Regions from separate parts of the Mus musculus genome. Here region 2 is linked to region 1. A link is a contact called in ENCODE Hi-C or POLR2A ChIA-PET data. All regions are on one chromosome and are shown on one strand. The core of a region is the stretch at or near the end of the contact, and the rest is flanking DNA. Distances in the headings are between cores, read along the strand shown.

Region 1 (4,410 bases), core at 764-3,263:
GCTGGGTGCCCCTCCCCAGCATAGCTGTTCAGTCACTCCTGTGTGTGCTCATGCATAAATTCAGGTCAAGTAGAAAACCCCGACTTCTCTCTTCATCATAGGAACGGGTAATGTTCTTATCGATACGTAACGAGGAATCGCAACTAATTTGGCTCGTGACCTTATTCTTTTATCATTAATGGTGGAAATGGTATTTGCTTAGCCATTAATACATTCGGTTCAGTAAACTAAAGCTGTTTGAAATTTCCACTAATCCTTTCCCATTGAGGATTTCCTTTGGACCAAATCACTTGCGAGTAAAACTAAAAAGTAAATGCATGCCCAGGTTTCTAAGATTTTCTGGGATCAAACATAATTTACAGGGCACAGCATTTTAAAATGAGATTTCTTTTTCTCCTTTATGTTCGCTAGCTGGTCCCAGAGTACTGGAGCATGAATGAACTGTTTACTGAAAATATAAATTGCATGAACTTACCCCATGAAGTGTTCAAGTACTAAGGGCTTTTTTTTTTCAATGAAAGAAAATTGAACCAGTACACTAGGAGAAAATAAAAGTAGAAAACTGTTATAACACCTAGCTCTTTTCCTTTTTTTTCTGAAAAGATGCTTTTCGAATGAATCTGTCTCTGCTGTTTAATTTACAGCTTGAGGGCTCATTAGGATGATAAATGGCATGGTTGGAGAATGAAACATACTTTCTGAACAAAAGACAATGTCGGTAGCCTAATAACATTTTATGCTAGCACTTATATCAGTCAGAAGTAGATGCTATTTATCCCTGTGATTATTTAAAAATCATTTTTATTGTCCTTTGTGCTGTGTCCTCTTGCAGGGATTTTAATTCAGAGTTTGACACCTACTTATTAACTTCGACGAAGTGTTGAGTGCAAAGGCCGATACTTTATAAAGAATTCTAAGCAGCCGTGTTTATATAGCCTGCAGCTGTACACAAATTAGCTCAGTTTGGATCTGTTTCGATCAGAAATAGAAATCGTGTCGGGATAGCAAGTCACCTCTGTTTCTTTGGCGAAGCATGTGCTCTCTGCTGTCTGCCTCCATCTGAAGCAGCGGGACTTGCAGAGTAGACAGAAGGGGAGTTTTCCTAATGGTAAAGGAGCCCTTATGCATAAATACATCACTTCCATTTCCCTTGCTTTCTCCAACTGCTTGTCCCAAACAGCACTCTGTCATCTGTCACCACACACTCACGCCCGTCCTTTCTTCCCTCAGCCCCTCTCCAGGCCCACATTTCCACTCCCACACCCTCACTCTCCATCCAGATTGCTTCTTCCCTAAGCCATCTGTCTCCCTGGCTGCATATTTTCCCAGCTACTATGTGGGCTTAATTTTTTTCCAGGGTGGGTAGCACCCTTTTGAAATTGAGTGGGAGGCCTATATATGTGTGAAGAAGTGAAGACCAGGGATCCTGGGATGAGGGATTCTCCTGGCTGCTTTGCAAAACAGCTAGCACATGTGTGTGTGCATGTATGTGTGTGTGTGCTTATGTGTGCATGTGCATGTGTGTGAGAGTATATGTGCATTTATGTGTGTGTGCTTGCATGTGTGTGTGTGTGTGTGTGTCTGTGCATGTGTATGCATGTATGCGTATGCATGTATGTACATGCATGTGTGTTTGCATGTATGTATGCATGCATGTGTGTTTGCATGTGTGTCTCTCTGCTTGTGTATATATGTATGCATATATGTAAATGCATGTGTGTGCTCAAGCATGTGTGTATGTATTTGTGTGCATGCATGTGTGTGTGCAAGTGTATGTGCATGTATGTGTACATATGTGTGTGTTTATGTGTACATGCATACTCGTGCTTGCTCACAGTGTCATTCCACCTTTTGTGTGGCCATATTTCCAGCCTCTGTTTCCTCCCCCCTCAAGATGCCAATGCATGTCACTTGTGACTCATCCTTGAGGTTTTCTGAAAGGCCAAGTGTCTGTCTGGCCCTCCTAAGAGGAAAAACAGCTCTAGCACTGGCTCAGAGAACTGGGTGAGTCACACCCCTGGGAGATGTCTTGTCATCTCCCAGGGTTCAGCAGGCACTCTTAGGCGTGAGGCACAAAAGTGGGAACGGGAAATGTGTTCTCTTAGTCGAGTGCACACATGTCTTTCCACACTCACACACTCCTGCAGTCTTGGGTTTTGTTTGTTTGCTTTGTATTTCTTTTATATAAAGCTGCAGAGAAAAAAAACAACAACAAAAACTCACCACCCACAAAACATAAGAGACAAATTCTTGGAAAGCAAAATTCTTGTTGCTACTCTTTTAAACTCTCTTTAAATGGTATTTGCAGCTAATATTTTCTGCAGAAATTCTTCAGAGGCTTGAATTTTGTTCCTACTGGTCTGGCATCACAGCAAATGAAAGAATATCCAAACACCTTCTCATTTTCTCTGTCATTTTAGATAGTACTCATATTCATACATAATGACTTTTATATCTTAATAAAAGTTGCAGCAATAATTAAGAATACCTTTTAAAAAGGGCACATAGAGCCACCTGATTGTTCCAATGGACATTATCATAAAACTCAAGAGAGAGCTCATGGCGTTAAGACAAGGCCTTCTAATCCCCAGAGAATTGGGCATGGCCTAAGGAGTTATGTGACCATGAGAGATGCTAACCAATGTCTTTTGCTTCCTTTGACAAAACATGAGCACAGAAAGATCAGTTGTTCGTGTCCAGCTGACCTAAATTAACCTCTCCAAAAGGTCAGAATTCCTTGACAAAGCACCCTTGACCTGTCGTCTACCAACAAGGTAACAGAGATTACATGTTAGTGGTCTGTTCCACCTAAAGGGATTGGTGGTGGAGGGAGGCTGTCACACATGTTGCAGATTGTGCATAGTACTTCCTTAGTGTTATTAATACTGTTGTGATGCTCATTCACGGATGCACTAAGAAGCTGAGGAGCATGGCCCAGAACATAGAAACAAGATCCTGTCCACAGTGTGGATTTAAATAAACTGGAAGATGGATGGCGGAGACCTAACAGTTCAGGGAAAGGAAATGATTTCAAGAGAGGAATTCCACGAATCTGCAGAACTCATTATGGGCCTCGGAGGAACATCACAGACCCTTTTCAAAAGCATAAATAATAGGCACCTTTGTTAAAGAATCCAGTCTGGAAAACAGTTTGAGAGCCTCGTGCTTTGTGTCTCTGTCACCACGGCCAGGTCTGGAATTGTTTTCAACCCTGTAAGTTAGCACTTCATTTCTTCTCCCCGGCAGAGTCCTGGGCTGCCCCTGAGCACACGCGTTAGGACACATAAAGACAGCCTGGCAGGCCTCTGAAGTGACCTAATTTTGCAGCCTTTGGGCTGTCCAAGTTTTCTTTTCTTCTGTCTACATTTAATCCAGACAGCTGTGCACCACATAATGGTGTTTTGTTTGGAAAGGGGCATTTGAATCCGAGATGATCCCCTGAGCGTCTATAAAGCTGGAAAGGTCCTATCGCTAAGTGGAAGCACTGTGGCTGTCCTAACGTCCTGGGACAGGGCACTGGTCCCATGATTCTGATGATGCTGTACCTACTGACCTGTGGTTCTAGGACAGTAGGACAGTGGTAGTTATGTCTGGTGTGTGTACATTGATCATGATGTACATAGCTGTGTTACAACTATACATACTTGCTCTGCCCTTTAATCATCAGCTTGACTGTACTCCTGGAAACACTACAGAGAAGTGTACTCTGGCAGCTGCTGTAGTCTCCGTGTTTGGGGGTTACCTGCCTCTTGGTTACATCTGGTGCCATGGGGATGGAGTTTGCTGTGTTGCCATTCCTTGAGCACCCCATGACGGTTACACACTGATGATATTGCCTGGCACATCTCTAGGTTTTGCTGTCATTCTGTTTAAAGTTATTCTCTATTCCAGGTCTATAGGGGGTTAGGGTTAAAGTCTTCATAGTTTATTACCGTAGTGTTCTAAGTTAGGAACCCTAAAGTAGATTTGTTTGCAAGCTTTGTCTCTGTCTACTCACAGCCTTTGTCTCTCTCAGGAGGCATCACGTGTTCACACAGGAGTTTAATGATGGTTCACTCAGGTAACTGATGGTTTGGCCTGGTCCTAAATTTTAATTTTTTTTTATTTTATTAAATTTTAGAGTCCTCTCCCCAGAAATCGGGATAACTATAAACAATACAAATAATACCTATAGGCAGAACATCAGAAAACATGTTTTTTTTTGTTTTGTTTTTGTTTTTGCTAAAGTCTGTAATGCTTGTTACAAAGCAGCATATTTGAGATATCGTGAGATACTGAATGACTTTAGGAGAAACTACATTCAACAATCCATCATGAGAGAATTAAAACGCTTCTTTGTATTCCATTAAGTAAATAATCATAGAGCAGAATTTTCCCCTAACTCAAGTTGTTTTTGTAAATCTAACTAAA
Region 2 (4,410 bases), core at 873-3,372, 40 kb before region 1:
ACGGGCCCTTCTCCCCTCAGTTCAAGAATGGGATCCTTCTGTTCATTTACATGATTAGCTCATTTGGGTATAAGGACATTTGGCCTACACTATCAGCAAAAGTCTGAGTGTTCCTTAAGTGTGTGGTCACTGAGCACGTGTAGCTGTTCTGCTAGAATGGAGAAAGCCAGATTAAGAGTAATAACTCGGGCTGGTGAGATGGCTCAGTGGGTAAGAGCACCCGACTGTTCTTCCGAAGGTCCAGAGTTCAAATCCCAGCAACCACATGGTGGTTCACAACCATCTGTAACAAGATCTGACGCCCTCTTCTGGAGTGTCTGAAGACAGCTACAGTGTACTTACATATAATAAATAAATAAATCTTTAAAAAAAAAAGAGTAATAACTCCTCCTGACATTCTGCCAGGTAATCTGGAGCCTTCCCTAATAGGACTGTCACTCCAGAAAAGGGGCTCAAACAGCATATTTGGAAATATTGTTCCCTCTCATCACACACCCTTCATGGTGATAAAATTACAAAAATCATAACATTTGAACTATATATGTAAAATTAGGGACTAGATTGATCAGTCAGTTGATTTTATTGGATTGGCATGCATAACTATGGAGACTAGGAAGTTCATAATCCACAGGGCAGGCTGGCAGGCTGGGCAACCCAAGAAAAGTTGCTGTTACAAACCAATTTAAAAGGTATCATTTGGCAGAATTCTTTCCTCCTTGGGAGACCCCAGCCTTGTTTTATGTTTGTTTTGTTTTGATTCCTTTGACTTATTAGATAAAACTTATCCTCCTTGTGGATCACAACTGAAATCCTTACTGATTTTGACACTACTCTCGTCTTAAAATATATATATGTGTATATATATATATATATATACACACACATATATATTTGCACAAAGATGTCAAAACTGGTAGTTCAGTAAAGAACTAGAAAATGTGGCCAGAGTAAGTGGGCATATAAACTGCTATTTTCTCTTCCTCTCCCTCTTCCTCTTCCGTCCTCCGCCCCATCTTCCTCTCCCTCTTCCTCCCCATCCTGTCCCCTCCACAGGTACCATGTGCCCTACGATGTTTTGAGCAGTGAGCATGGATGAACTCTGTGACTGCTCTGTAGCTGTCTAAGTTTCTGCAACATCAGCTTCTACATTCACTGCTGTACTTAGCATCAGAGAGGCAGATACCTCATCTGACTTGGTCCTCACAGTCTGTCTTCCTGTGTAGTTTCCTTGAAGACAAAGCAGGAGTCTTCTGTGGTTCGTTAGTAACTGCTTACTAAGGGAGCGATAATTGTTCCTCTAGCCCTAACCCTGAGCTTCTGTGTGTAAGATCTGGACTGAGCACTCCTCTCCTCAAACAGTTAAAACATATACCTAAGTCTGGATGATCCAGCCAACAGGATCCCCTGCCCACCAACACTCGTGAGTCATTAGTTCCTTGAGGTGTGCAACCTTTTCCTCAGACCTTTTTCATTAAAATCTCTTCATGCAGCTCTTCTGTGGACTCTGATGGCTCTTGTGAATGTCTTCTTTTTCTTCTCTCCCAGGACACCAATCTTACGACTGTCCTTCAAAAAGTACATTGTCCTTTTCTTACTGAATATAAATAATAACCTCAGATATGTGCACCCAGGGGACACACTTACTGTAGTGTCCCGTGCAGGCATCGATCAGGGCAGTACCGTAGTTATGTCTGAAGTGGAGGAGGCTGATAGGAGTTGCATGCCAGCAATTCCTGGAGGAAGACATCTCCTGTTGATACTGCTGTCACTTCTCTGAACTGTCACGTGTGTCTAACATGCTGGATCCTGAGTCCTAACTCCAGGAATTTCTCCTTAAGAGCCAGAGCCAGCAAACACAGTGAATGCTAATCTTCTTTCCTTCCTGGGACGGATTTTGAAGTCACACGTTGTTCCTTTACCACTGTGTGATTTCCTCCAAAAACTTGAAGAGGTTCCAGCCCATAAACCCTGTAAGCACACACACACTTCCCAGTCTGGGTTGGCTCGAATGTGGATTTGATAGATAAGGAGATCGCTTTGTTCTCTAAGCCTCCTCTGCGCTTCCTGCTTATCTCCCTGAAACTTAGCTGGCTTGTTTTCCTTCACTTCCTGGGTGGTCCTGCTAGGGCAAACCCTACCTTCAAAGCAGGCCAGGTGATGGTCCTCAGCTCATGAATCTGCTGGTGCCATCCTGTGGGCTTCCTGGGAGCCCTAGCCAACAGGAGAGACCCTTTCCAAGGAGAGATTAGTCAAGCACCACAGGGATGGCTCTGCTAATCTTTCCATGGCGGCCAATTTAGGTTCTCTAATTAATACCCAGTTTATACCTGAATCTGCTTCCCCCAAAGGCTCTAAAACAAAACAGAAAGGAAGAAGTGGCCAGGAAAACAGCAAATGGAAGCCCACAATAGGCTGGTCATGACTCCCCCACCCCCACCCCTTTATCTATTTCTTATTCTTCAGTTGTTTCTTCACAAGCTCCATAACCAACCATCAAGTGTGAGTGTTTCTGCTCTGATTTAGAGTGTGACGTTTTTGTTGTTGTCTGAATTCATATTCCTACTTTCCACCTCCTCTTTTTCTTCCTGTTGCTTTCGCTGGGTGATACTTCTTGCAACTCCCATGGCCAAAAATGGCAAGTTACTAGGACTCTGGAGGTTTGTGGCTAGAGTAGTATTTTTTCCCAGCCCCTACTGTCTCTGAGCACTCTGATCCCTTACAAACATCTTTTCGTGAGCTGGCCCACGTACAGATGTATTCTACTTGGCAGTGTGTTTAAGACAGCAGAGGTAGTGTATAGCGTAGGGCTTTCTGTATGGACATGTGTGGATTCCTAGAGCTATCAAAGGTTTGCAGCCATCATATGCTATGTAAGGCTGTCACCAGTCCTCAACTGCATGCATGCATGCCCTGCCATCTCCGGAGGCCCTGGAGCTTCAAAATCCCTCTGTTTCCAAATCATGTATCAAAACTGTGTCTCCTCAGGAAAGTGCAAGGTACTTCATTAGTATTCTGAGAACTTTATTATTTCCTAGACAGGCCTTCAACAAAGTGATAGCCTTTTTTCCCCTTGAGAGTTAAAGGCTGCTCATTAAATATTTGTACAATGAATGAATAAGAATAATGACCACAGATAAGTAGTTTGACTAAGGAACGTAAGAGAGAATCCTTCAGAAGGTACTGTAGAAATGTCCGATATGCTCTGGTCGTTGATTGGTGACTGATCTTCCTAGGCTTAGAGATTCGGGGAGGCAGGTTCTCTACAGAGGGAAGAGGGTGCCCGTGCAGGCAGGAGGGGTGGCGTTTATTTACGGTAGTGCTGAGTGTCACTGGAGCTTCCTCTTTATGTTATTGAGGGGCCAGGTATTCTGGAGACTCAGAAACGTACTTCTTTCTCCCTTCAGGAATTCAAAACTAACTGAAAAAAATAAGTCAGCAATGACAGACACTTGTAGGTAGACACATTCGTTGATGAAGCATCTTCGCAGAGCTGACCAGTAGAGCGTCTTTCTGCTCCTAGGACCTTTGTCCTAACTCCACCCATGTGTGCATTGGCAGGTTATTCCTTCTCCATACTCTGTTCTCCTCCCATGGGGTCGGTCACACTGGAACATTTGCTTCGGGACATGTGCAGAGGGGAGGTCATGGAGGCCCTGGAAGCCACCTGTTGCTTTAGGCAGCAATTACTTCTACAACTCTTTCTCTGCTGGGTCCCCACCATGAGAATACTTCTCCTTGGAGAGTTTGATGATGAGAACTGTATGAAAATGCATATCTCTTATCCATGTCTCTTCTAAACTTGAGGTTGACAGCTTAGTGCCAAATGTAAGACCATGTGACCAGACACTGTATGGCACTAGTCTAAGAGAGACCTCACACTTGATTTGAGAAGCACTGTCTAGTCTCAGAGTGGAAAGAGTCACGGAACCAGAAAGAGTTGTCATCTTTCTGCCAGGGAGACTTTGAGTGAATTTCTAGATCACCACTGGCTGTGTTATGTGGTTAAGGTTTTTGCAGTTCCCTGTTCTAAACCATTCCTGAGACGTGACTGGTTACCCTGGAGCTTCTGGGAATGCCTCCAAAGCTTCATGATCATGGGATAAGACAAGTGATGGCCACGAGGACCTAGGGCCCTGTTGTGATGTCCGAGGAGATTGACCCGGAGGTGAAGCTGTCCTTGGTCTGTTCTGTTCATTACTTCCAGTCACTGTCCTTGGTTGTGACCCAGCCTCCTACTTCAATGAGCCTTTCAGATGCTTGACTTAGAACCACACCTTCCTTTTCAAGTCTGTTTAGTGCAAAGTCTCCAGGTTCTTAATATTCACAGTGTTGCATTTGTCTGAAAGAGGGCTCAGGGAGTGTTCATTACTGAAAGTACTCAGATCAGATAGCCACGGCGCTTTTTTCCTT

The links. A loop is a pair of places that touch in the nucleus more often than their neighbours do. ChIA-PET counts read pairs that join two places held with the same protein, here RNA polymerase II (POLR2A).
Region 2: a map of heart shows a loop between it and region 1 (2.0-fold over the local background). The contact joins two enhancer-like sites. A Hi-C loop is called at or near these places in 1 of 37 maps with a recorded cell type or tissue (heart). POLR2A ChIA-PET finds 5 or more read pairs at or near these places in 1 of 5 experiments (Patski).

Annotation. Positions count from the first base shown.
Region 1 is chr1:38,435,459-38,439,868 of GRCm38, reverse strand. All of the region lies in intron 4 of Aff3 (AF4/FMR2 family, member 3), which reads left to right. Among named protein-coding and RNA genes, the nearest start is that of Aff3, 190 kb to the left of the region's middle. Within about 2 kb of position 2,013, at least 1 of the 3 ENCODE cell types and tissues checked has a DNase peak (open chromatin) inside an H3K27ac peak, as active enhancers do; it is heart, where a contact is called at or near this core.
Region 2 is chr1:38,475,928-38,480,337 of GRCm38, reverse strand. All of the region lies in intron 4 of Aff3 (AF4/FMR2 family, member 3), which reads left to right. Among named protein-coding and RNA genes, the nearest start is that of Aff3, 150 kb to the left of the region's middle. Within about 2 kb of position 2,122, at least 1 of the 3 ENCODE cell types and tissues checked has a DNase peak (open chromatin) inside an H3K27ac peak, as active enhancers do; it is heart, where a contact is called at or near this core.